2 separate regions of the Mus musculus genome follow, and region 2 is linked to region 1. Evidence: chromatin loops called from intact Hi-C (ENCODE). Cell type or tissue: left cerebral cortex. All regions are shown on one strand.

Region 1 (5,000 bases):
GGCCAGTCAGGGCTATACAGTGAACCCTGTTTCAAAAAAGCAAAAGTGCATGTAGTGTACCTAACTGCACATATGCTACATTGTTAATGTTCATAAGTGATGAGCCCCAGAGCAGGCAGCAGAAGGGAAAGCCCTCTGGGTTTATTTCCATTCTGTCACCAGTGAAGTTTCCCCAAGTGTTTGTGTGGTAGGGACAGAAGGAGAGATTGACCACACCTCTGTCCTCTGACCAGGCAGGCCTGACCAAGGACATACATTGGGTTTCACCATGGAAATACAGCCACTTGTGGGGTGGAGGGCAGGCAGTGCTAGCTATTCATGGGCCGGGTAAATGTAGTCCTAGAACACCCATTACCACTCCAAAATCACTGCATTAGCCATCCTGAGTGCCTCTTCCTCCGCCCTCACAGGCTCTGCCCTTTAACTGTTCATCAGGGCAGTGGCCAAATCCTTACGGGAAACCAGAGGAATCAAGTATCCTTTTATGGATTCACCTATTCCATCCTTCTGTGCCATTATTTTCTCTGGTGCCATTATTTGTAATACTAGGGCCAGTGTCACCATCTCTGTAACTGCCCTTGGTTTACATGTGTAATTCTTAACGTGTGTAAGCTACCTCACACCGTGTCTTCCCAGGCTGGGTTTCACCCTAGTAAAGATGACCTGATAGGGGCATGGCAGCACAGGGGTAGAGCACTTGCCTAAAGATGACCTCAAACATGACAGAATGGGAAGGCGGAGGGAAGCTGGTGCTCAATGCCCAAAGCCAACACAGCAGATCTACATTTCTGAATGGACCATAGTTGTAGTCTTTCAACCTCCAGATGCATCCATCGTCACCCCGCCCCCACCCCCTAACAGGCCATACTTAGTTCAAGCAACTTTCAAGGTTAGAAATGAAGAAATGCCTTTTATTCTAACAGAGAGAGGCTTGACTGTGCCCCAAACCATACACACTAGGTGGGAAAAGTAGAGGGTGGTTGCGTCACTGTAAGGCAGTTGTTTATATCGCTGTTTGCCACATTTCGCAGGAAGTCCTTCGAAAGCCTCAGCGTTTTCCTTTTTTACAGACTTTACATTTTCTATAATGCACACACACACACACACACACACACACACACACACACACACACACACTTAGCCTCATCCCTAAAGCACACCATGGAAGTACACCTTCAGCCCAACAGAAGAGCCTTAGGCAGGAGACTAAGAATTCAGCAGGGCTAAGGACCAACCATGAACTCAGAGCCCTGAGACTGCTGGAGCAAGACCCGGAGAGAAGAAAGTAGCATTTTGGAATCCATTTTACTCAGGACATCCTGAAAAAAAAAAAAAATCCCCTTTGCTACTGGGGCAGGAGAACTTGAGGGAAGGCCTGTTTCCATCTGGTTACTTAAGGGAAGACATAGGTCAACTTTAAAGCCAGTGACACCCGAGTGAGACAGACAGGTGCATGAGCTAGCCTTAGAGCCCATGGCTTGTGCGGTATCTCTGGCTTCTTCTATCTCTTCAGTTTGAACCCAAGTGAGCAGTAGCAGTCGCTGACAGGCCCGCTGGGTCGCCCTCTGTCTGCCCGGTCATTTATAGGCAAGATTCACCATGTTTGCAAGGGAAGAGACTCAAGATGACTATGGCCTTTGGAAGACATCATCTTGAAAGTCACACTTTTTCTCAAGCGCCTCCCTCCCAGATCTCCCCAGAGCACCACTGTCACGGGAGGGAGTCTGCACCGCGGTGTGCCTCAGCGGCGCTCTGGGATCCAGAGAGACTAGGTTGGGAAAGCTGGGGACGGGACGCGTGGCCGGGCGGGGCCCCTGGAGGCCCGGGGAAGGAGAGGAGGGGGTGCGGCGGGGCGCGGCTTACCTGCCAGGCTGTTGTAACAGTCGATCTCAATGGCTTCAACCGTCTTGCTCTGCTCCTCTGAGAGGCGGCTGGATTTGGGAACCCCTGCCGAGGAGGCTGGCCGTGCGTCCCGCTCCTCTTGTGACGGCAGCAATCCCTTCAGCTCCAGCAACGCCCGGTGGTATTTGCCGATGGCTTCGCGGAATTTCTTGTCCTTGTAGCACTGCGCCCCTTGGCTCTTGAACTCGTGTGCGCGCCGGATAAGCTCCGCGGGCTCGGCCGCCGTTCCAGCCTGGCCCCGCTCCGGGGCTCCTCCGCCGCTCGGGACGCACGGCGGCGGCACGGGCCGCGGTCCCTCACCCAGCGCAGGCGGGCTAGGGTTCCCCGAGGATCGGGCCGCCAAGCCCTTCCTCTCCATCCGGCCGCCGCCCGCGCCTAGAGCGCGTCGCGATCCGGGCTTTAAAAGCGCGGAGCGCTGGCTTCGCGCCCCGCAGACTCTGCCGCGGCCGTTACCCTGGGCGCCGCGCGCTTGCCCCGCACTCCCATCCTTTTCGCCAGCCGCCCGAGGCAGCTCCCTCCTCCTGCGATCGCTCCCCTCCCAGCTCCCTCCCCCGTTCCCTCGGCGCCCGCCCTCGTCCCCGCCCTTTTCTGCTCCCGCAACCTGTCCCCGCGGGCTACCGGACCCTGTGCGAGCCTGGCCGTGGTGCAGGGGACAACGGGCCCGACTGGGGTGGTGGTGATTGTCGCTGACCCGGAAGAAGCTGGGCTTGCTCAAAGGAGGGGAAGATTAGCGACAAAGAGGGCCCCCTGGTTCCCATTCATCCAGCCTTCCGAGGCGCGCCGTGGCCAAAAGAAGCTATGGGGGAGGGGTGTGTGTGTATGGGAAGGACTGGGAGGGGGGGGGGTCACCTCAATAGCTTTCTTTAGGACTAAAGAGAAAGGTGCGCCAGGGAGCAAGGAAAATAAGCAGGTGCCACTGCTTGTTTTGTTTGCAGTAAGACATTACTATTTTAGGTGGCAGAGCCTCGCTTTTGTGGATCCAGGTTGTCGCTGAGGTGTGTCTCCCGGGCGCCCAGGACACCGGGTGCACGTCTGCGTGCCTGGCGTTGTATTCCGGGAGACTGTGTGTGCTTACGCTATGTGCGTGCGCAGCTATGCAGAATGAATCACAGAAGCGGAGATGGAAACACCTGTTACTGTTGGTCATCAGGCTTGGCGGGCACAGGGTTCCAGTTTCCATTACTGGACAGTTACGCACCCTTCCTGGGGAGGCTCCTTCTTTCTTTCCCTCTGTCAGTGAGAGTGTCAGCTGTATGCAGGAGATTGGCTGAGCCACACACAGGCAGATGAAAATAGGCAAGTTACAGCCCCCCCCCCCCCACCACACACACACCAAAAGAACCCAGTTTACTGCTGGAAGATACAATTCCCACTAGCAATCACAGAAAGCGCTGTGGAGCCCTGGGAATTCCTTACAGGGTAATAACATTTGAAGACCCCCCAAAGGATGGGCACAGGGAAGGAGTAAAATACCAGACAAAGCAAGAAAGCTCTCAGAGCTGTAATGTTGGACACCTCAGACATATTTAAGGCCTAAAGGTTTGACTTTATGGCTTTCCAAGTGAGAGGGATGCCAGGGGTTTCTGAATAAAGCATTTGGATTTGGGTTTATAGGCAATGAAGAGGATAGATACATTTTTAGTGATATTAAGGGAACGAAAAGATGCTCTTAATGTGATTTTCAAAGGGTGTTTCCCAGATCCGCAGCATCAACATCTTCTGGAAATTATTATATGCAAGCTCTAAGGACATAGTCCAGATTGTCTAAAACAGGACCCTAGCCTTGGATCCAGCAATCGGTGCTTCTGTAGCTCCAAGAGGAGCTCAGAGACAGTGCTGTGAAAACTTCCTACTCAGGTTTTGGACCAGCAGAATGAGCATCACTGATGAGCCTGCAAGAAGTGCTCCGGGTGCAAGACTGCCAGCCCACTGACCCAGAAGTTGCACTTTAACAAGATTGACATAATATGGCCACACCCGCTGTTCTGCACTAGAAGTTTAGGAAAGTATAAAAAACTGTTAACAAAAGCCTCAGCGTATACATAGGGGTACCCGGAGACTCTTACTCAAAGTTTTGTATTTCTGCTTAACAAATGTAAGCGGTATGGGTCAATGTTTAAAATTTGTTTCCTTCTTTTTAAACTTTCACGTTTCATGGAATTAAATATTCTTTTAGTGCTTCCCTCTTGCAGTTCTGGGGATTGAACCTGGGGATTCATGCAAGCAAGTGCTCCACAGCTGAGCTGGGCCCCCATGCCTTATTCTCATGGCTATATAATAGTCTATTGTAGGTATGTACCTTAAAGTACAGAGCCAGTTGTTTTTGTATCCAGACGGCTTTTTATATTACGTTATGCACTATTGTGGATAATACTAAATGAAGTGAACAATAGTAGATATCAAATACCTGGTGCTTACATCGTACCAGGGACTGGGTTAAGCACTTTGCATACATGTAACCTTCATAACAATCTAGTGAAATAAGTAGTTACTCCAATTTTGAATACCACATGTCTTAGGGTTTCTATTGCTGTGAAGAGATACTCTGACCATGACAACTCTTATAAAAGAAAAGATTTAATTGATGCTGGCTTACAGTCTCAGTAGTCCAGTTTAGTCCATCATCATCATGGCGGGACACATGGTGGCATGCAAGTAGGCATGCTGCTGGAGACAGAGTCAAGAGTTCTCTATCTTGATCTGAAGGCAACCAGGAAGAGCCTGTGCTCCACACTGGGTGGACCTTGAGCATATATGAGCTCTCAAAAGTCTGCCTCCACAGTGACACACTTCTTCCAACAAGGCCACACCTCCGAATAGTGCCACCTCCATGGGCCAATCATTCACGCCCATGAATCTATTTGGGCTATTTCTTTTCCTCCACAGCATGTTACAGAGACTTGTCAAGGTTGTACTCCCAGTAAGTAACAAGCCTGGTATTTAAACCCATGTAATCTGTCCTTGGAAGCTCTTACATTATTCTTAATCTCTTGCATTACTCGTATTTATTTTTTGTTCTTATTTACTTTTCTGTCAGGAAAATTGGTTAATTTTTAAAGTAACCTCCCCCACACACACACACCGTGCTGAGGGTCAAA
Region 2 (5,000 bases), 150 kb before region 1:
GAGATTGATGATAAAAATATATACAAGTATGAAAGTGTCATAAGGAAACATATAAATATTTAATGGAACAAAATATAATTACTTAGTGAACATATATAATTAATGTATAATTAACAACAAGTAATAAAATCTTGTCTCGTACAGAGGTAGATTGTTTTTCGGGATACAGTCAGGATCTGATCTAAGTTTAATGCTATCACTGATGGACACCTGTCTTTTCCTGCTTGATGCTCTTCTTTCCAGTGTGGTAGAGAAAATGTTGCTTTTCTGGCTAACATTCCTCAACTCCCAGCTGAGGAACGCAAGGGTGGCAAACTCTCAGTTATTTTACCCCAAAGCCCTGCTCATAGCCTCCTAATGATTCAGCAAGGATGGCCAGACAGGGAGGTCTCAGCCTGTCTGCTCTACAGTGCTGGGGTTACAGGCACCCACAGCCACGGCTAGCTTCTTACACAGGTGCTAGGGATTTGAACTCAGGTACTCATGTTTGTGGAGCAGGCACTCCTACCCAGTGAACCATTTCCCTGGCCCTGTGATAACCTTGGTCTGCTAAACAAAACCCAGACTTCCTAGGCTTATAGCCAAGCCAGCCACCAGGTGTGACTGTCCAGAGAGGTGACTAGCTATGTGCCAGGCGTTCTGAGACGCCAGGAAAGCTATAAGGAACAAGTCAGACCGGTTGCTGCCCTTATGGCAAACACCTTTGTTATTAAATCATTTCAAATGATCAATTAAATAATTATTAATGTGAATCAAATAGCTACCAAGCCTTCTGCAACCCAACCTCAGTAGGTTTCCAGCATTCTTTCTTATCCTCTTCCCCCCCCCACCCCCCGTACCTCTCTGGGACCGGTTCTGTTTCTGCTTCTCTACCATGAAGCCCTGCTAGGCAACTGTGGTCTGAAGGATCTTCCCTAGTTTGAGTTCTTAGCACTTATCCATTCAACAAATATTTAGAGAGTGACTTTTTGGAATGTTTGGTGAGTGACTCTTCATGAGGCTCTAAGCACTTGCTGGAGCATTAAATATTTAAATTGAGCAGGGCATTCTTTTTTTTTTTTCTTTTACTCTTAGGGAGCCAGGACTATTCTCATCTGCTCCTCCAGGGAGAAGAGGTGTGTGGAAATGGCCACGCGTGAGTAGGGGAGAAAAATGACAATTCAAAAAGCTGCAATCCATCAATAATTGTACGACTTGAAGACCCAGTTAACATCCTCCTTTCCAGTTTTCATCTTTGTAAAACCATTCTCTGTGCTTGAGTGCTTTGCCTGTGTGCGCGCCATGTGCATTCCTAGTGCCCATAGAGACCAGTCAAGTATGTCATTTCCCCTGAAGTTACAGGAGGTGCCATAGTGGGGGATGGGAACGGAATCTGGGTCCTCTGGAGAAGTCAATGCTCTCAACCACCAAGCCATCTATCTCTACAGCCCCTCCAGGGTGTGTGTGTGTGTGTTATCTACTTTGTAAGACTCCTTTCTCACACACATGAAAATTTTATTAAATAAAATATTTGTTTAAACACTATTTTCCCTTTCCCATCCTCTTGTAGGCAGAGTGGCTTCTATCAAGAGAATCTATCCAGACTCACGCATGTATTTCCCAGTTTACTGACCCTCCCAGGAATTGAACATGTTAGACCCTCCTATAAACTTGACTGCGTTAGGGGATTTACTTCCGGATCTCCGTCCCCAGGACTGTCTGGATGCTCCTTGAACAGTACCATCTCATCCCTTTCCCAAGACCTTAAATGTGCACAGTGTCTCCCTTTACAATGTAGTCACAGCCCCTTGCAAATCACTGGATGTCCAAAACTAAAACACAGGAGGCTTTTCCCTCCACGGTCTTCACTTCAAGGATAAACAGATGGCACCTGCCCAAGGTCATGTAGCTGCCTCGCTATTTTTTCAAATTGCTCCAGTTTGCCTAATATTAAACTTCAAATTAAAATGAAACAAAAATGGTCTGGTGGGGCACATTGGCACACGCCTGTAATCCCAAGACTTGGGCAGTTGAGGCAGCGAGATAATGAGAGGCCAGTATGGCCTACCCAGTAAGATCTTGCTTCAAAACCACAAATGAGCAAATAAACAATGAAGTACTGACTCTTGTTACACAAATCACATCAATGCCTGTCTTGGAAATACAGTTTGGTAGTTACCATGGCTGAAATATGGAAGCCATTGCTATGACAGGCTTAAAAACATGTAAAAGAGGTTAAGGTCCTTGGGGGTGGTGGCGGCAGGTAACAAAAAGACATAGCATAGGTCAGCCCTTGCCCAAGAATGGCAGGCAGCACCCGCCTTTACTCCTTTAGTCTTTGGAAACTGGGTATCCAGTCACCAGGGTCCTAGATATAGCCAGTTTCACAAGGCAAGCGCAAACTAGCTGGTTCCGCATGACTTCCCGAGCCTGCGGAAGCCCCACTAGGAGACCTCCCCTTTCGGAATTCTAATAACAATGGCCAGGAACTTCTTCTTACAAAGATGAACACAGTCTTCATTAAGGCCAGCAGAGCAATCGAAAGAGTTCTTCCATCGCTAGCCATAAGGTTCCGGGGTGTGAGTGTGTGCGTAGCGGCGACAGTGGACGTAAGCTGGTCCCCGTGGCCAAATAGGGGAACAGCAGATCCATCTGAACCGGGAATTGGCGCAGCCCGTAGGACCAAACGGCGCGGACAAAAGACAGAGGGCTCCGCAGCCCGCTCGGACTGTCCGAACGCACGCTGGGTCTCACCTTCGGGAGCCACCCAATGAGGTCTCAGCCACCCTCAGGAGACGGACAGCCGCGGCGGGCCAATGGGAGGATGGGTTGGCTGTGGAGGCGGGCCCATCCTGGAGGCCCCGCCCCCGGGTCCGCAGGGCTGGGGCGGAGCCAGGCTCGCGTCAGGTGGTCCCGGGCGTGCGGGAGGCGGGGCGCACGGGGCGGGGAGGGGAGGGAGCGGCCAGCGGGCGGCGGGCACGGGCGGCACGAGCAGGTGGGAGCCGCCGAGGGGCGAGGCCGCCCGCGGGGGCGCCAGGCGGCCGGGACTGCGCCGCGCCCCTGTCCGCGGTGCGCGCTCGCGGTGCGCACCGGGCGTCCTCGACTCTCGCGCGCCCAGCCTGCTCGGGCCCTACCTGCGGCGGCCGTCGGGGGCGCGGAGCCCCCAGCGCTGCCGAGCCGCATGAACAATAGGCGGCGGCGGCTCCCGCGGGCGGCCGCCCCGCACCCTATGGACCAGCCGCTCCATGGAGTCCTCCAGATCGCTTCTCGGCTGCCTGGCGAGTGCCACTGCCGCCCCGCCGGGGGACGATGCCACGGGCGCTGGGGCCGAAGAGGAGGAGGACGAGGAGGAGGCGGCGGCCGAGCTGGGATCTCACGCCGCGCTGCCCTACTGGACGGCTGTGTTCGAGTACGAGGCGGCGGGCGAGGACGAGCTGACCCTGCGGCTGGGCGATGTGGTAGAGGTGCTGTCCAAGGACTCGCAGGTGTCCGGCGATGAGGGCTGGTGGACCGGACAGCTGAACCAGCGGGTGGGCATCTTCCCCAGCAACTACGTGACCCCGCGTAGCGCCTTCTCCAGCCGCTGCCAGCCGGGCGCCGAGGACCCCAGCTGCTACCCGCCCATTCAGCGTAAGAAGGCGGGCACCGGTGCCCGGTGGGGACGGGGGGCTGAGGCCTAAGGATGGGCGAAGAGCAGTCCCGAGTGGGGAGCGACTGGCCCGGGCATGGGTGGGCACTTTGGCTGCAGGGGCTTTAGCTGGTGCTACCCAGAAGCTCCAGAGTCGCAGGCCCTGCCTGGAACACCGGGCTTCTTCACCGTCATCTGACTCGCTCAAGTAGCAACTCTTGAAACCCTAGCAGGAGTCTCCTTACGTCCCAACCCCTTACCCCCCCCCGCCCCCCCCGCCCCTTGTGCCCCTCCAGATCTGGAAGGGTTTTGGAGAGCAGGTGGTTACTGTCACCAGTAACCTTAGTTCCCTAATCAAGGACCCGGCGGACCTTTTCTGTTTCTTGTCTCCGCCTCTTAAAGGTATTTGTCTAGAGAGGAGTGGAGGTGCCTCCCGCCTGCCTGGGCAGGTTCACAAGTCCCGGAAGCGTGTGTGAACTCAGGAGTCAGGTGCCTTTGAAATCTCGTGTTGGTTTCTTGGGTTCTCGTACTGTATTTCAAAGTTGTACCCTGAGGAATCTTGCCGAATATTATGTTAGGAAAGGTGTGTACAAGGGGAGGGGGCAAAGTTATGAGTGGAGAAATAATTAGAGGGAGAAAGTATGTCTGTCCCTCGTGGGAGTTCAGGATCAGCAGGTACAGTGGCTAAGTCCTTGTCCCATACAGCCATACTGTTCACACAACACATTTTTTTTTTCCACCCTAGATCCTTGCCTATATTTGGCATTGGCCAAATCTCAGGGGCCAGGACCAGGGTTCCCTCCCAGGGCCTTTCTCCCTGTGTCCTGGTTTTCACCAATTTCCCAGGAACCGTTCCATGTTCCTAGCAAAACCCACCCACTCTCTCTCTCTCTCTCTCTCTCTCTCTCTCTCTTTCTTTCTTTCTTCCTTTCTTTCTCTTTCTTTCTTTCGAGTTAAATTGCCATTGTAATTTCTTAATCACTTGTATATTCTTGATTGGTTTAGAAGATGGCAGTCTCTCTAAGTGCAGTTTATAGCGTTTAAGAATTTCCATAATTCCAGTTAGAAGGCATTCTTACATATATGGTAGCAGTTTGTTCCTTGTCTTATGTACTTGATTTAAAAAAGAGAAGCCATTACAAAGGGCTAACTTTGAGTGTTTAGTTTTAAATTTTCATCTATGATAGTTATCTGTTACTTATTTTTACATGAACAATTATTTTAATGAATAATTACATTACTTTAAGATGATTTTGAAATAGAATGGCAGCTTCTTGTTTTCTTCTTTTCCCTTTGGCCTTTTGACTGTCAAGCGATTCAGGTCTTTAGTTTTCCTTAGACATATCCCCTTTCATTCAGTTTCTTGTTTATACATTTTGATGTTTATAATGCC

The links. Hi-C counts contacts between places; a loop is a spot of excess contacts. Peaks named below come from ENCODE experiments on the same cell type or tissue, not always from the same donor. Only the 100,000 strongest peaks of a DNase experiment are listed, where the experiment ranks them.
Region 2: it touches region 1 in a loop (5-fold over the local background); 17 of 42 quality-filtered maps call a loop at or near these places.

Annotation. Positions count from the first base shown.
Region 1 is chr12:81,628,665-81,633,664 of GRCm38, reverse strand. It overlaps Ttc9 (tetratricopeptide repeat domain 9), which reads right to left and starts at 2,416. Exons shown (of 3, transcript NM_001033149.3): 1 at 1,864-2,416. The coding sequence starts at 2,260. In left cerebral cortex, no CTCF peak of the experiment used is centred here; DNase peaks (open chromatin) are centred at 1,778, 2,498 and 2,976; H3K4me3 peaks cover 2,485 bases; H3K27ac peaks cover 1,716 bases.
Region 2 is chr12:81,779,099-81,784,098 of GRCm38, reverse strand. It overlaps Map3k9 (mitogen-activated protein kinase kinase kinase 9), which reads left to right and starts at 2,929. Exons shown (of 11, transcript NM_001174107.1): 1 at 2,929-3,609. The coding sequence starts at 3,225. It overlaps Gm46366 (a long non-coding RNA gene), which reads left to right. Exons shown (of 3, transcript XR_001780649.2): 2 at 1,075-1,135; 3 at 1,550-2,079. In left cerebral cortex, a CTCF peak has its summit at 2,629; DNase peaks (open chromatin) are centred at 2,811, 3,265, 3,694 and 4,073; H3K4me3 peaks cover 2,438 bases; H3K27ac peaks cover 1,211 bases.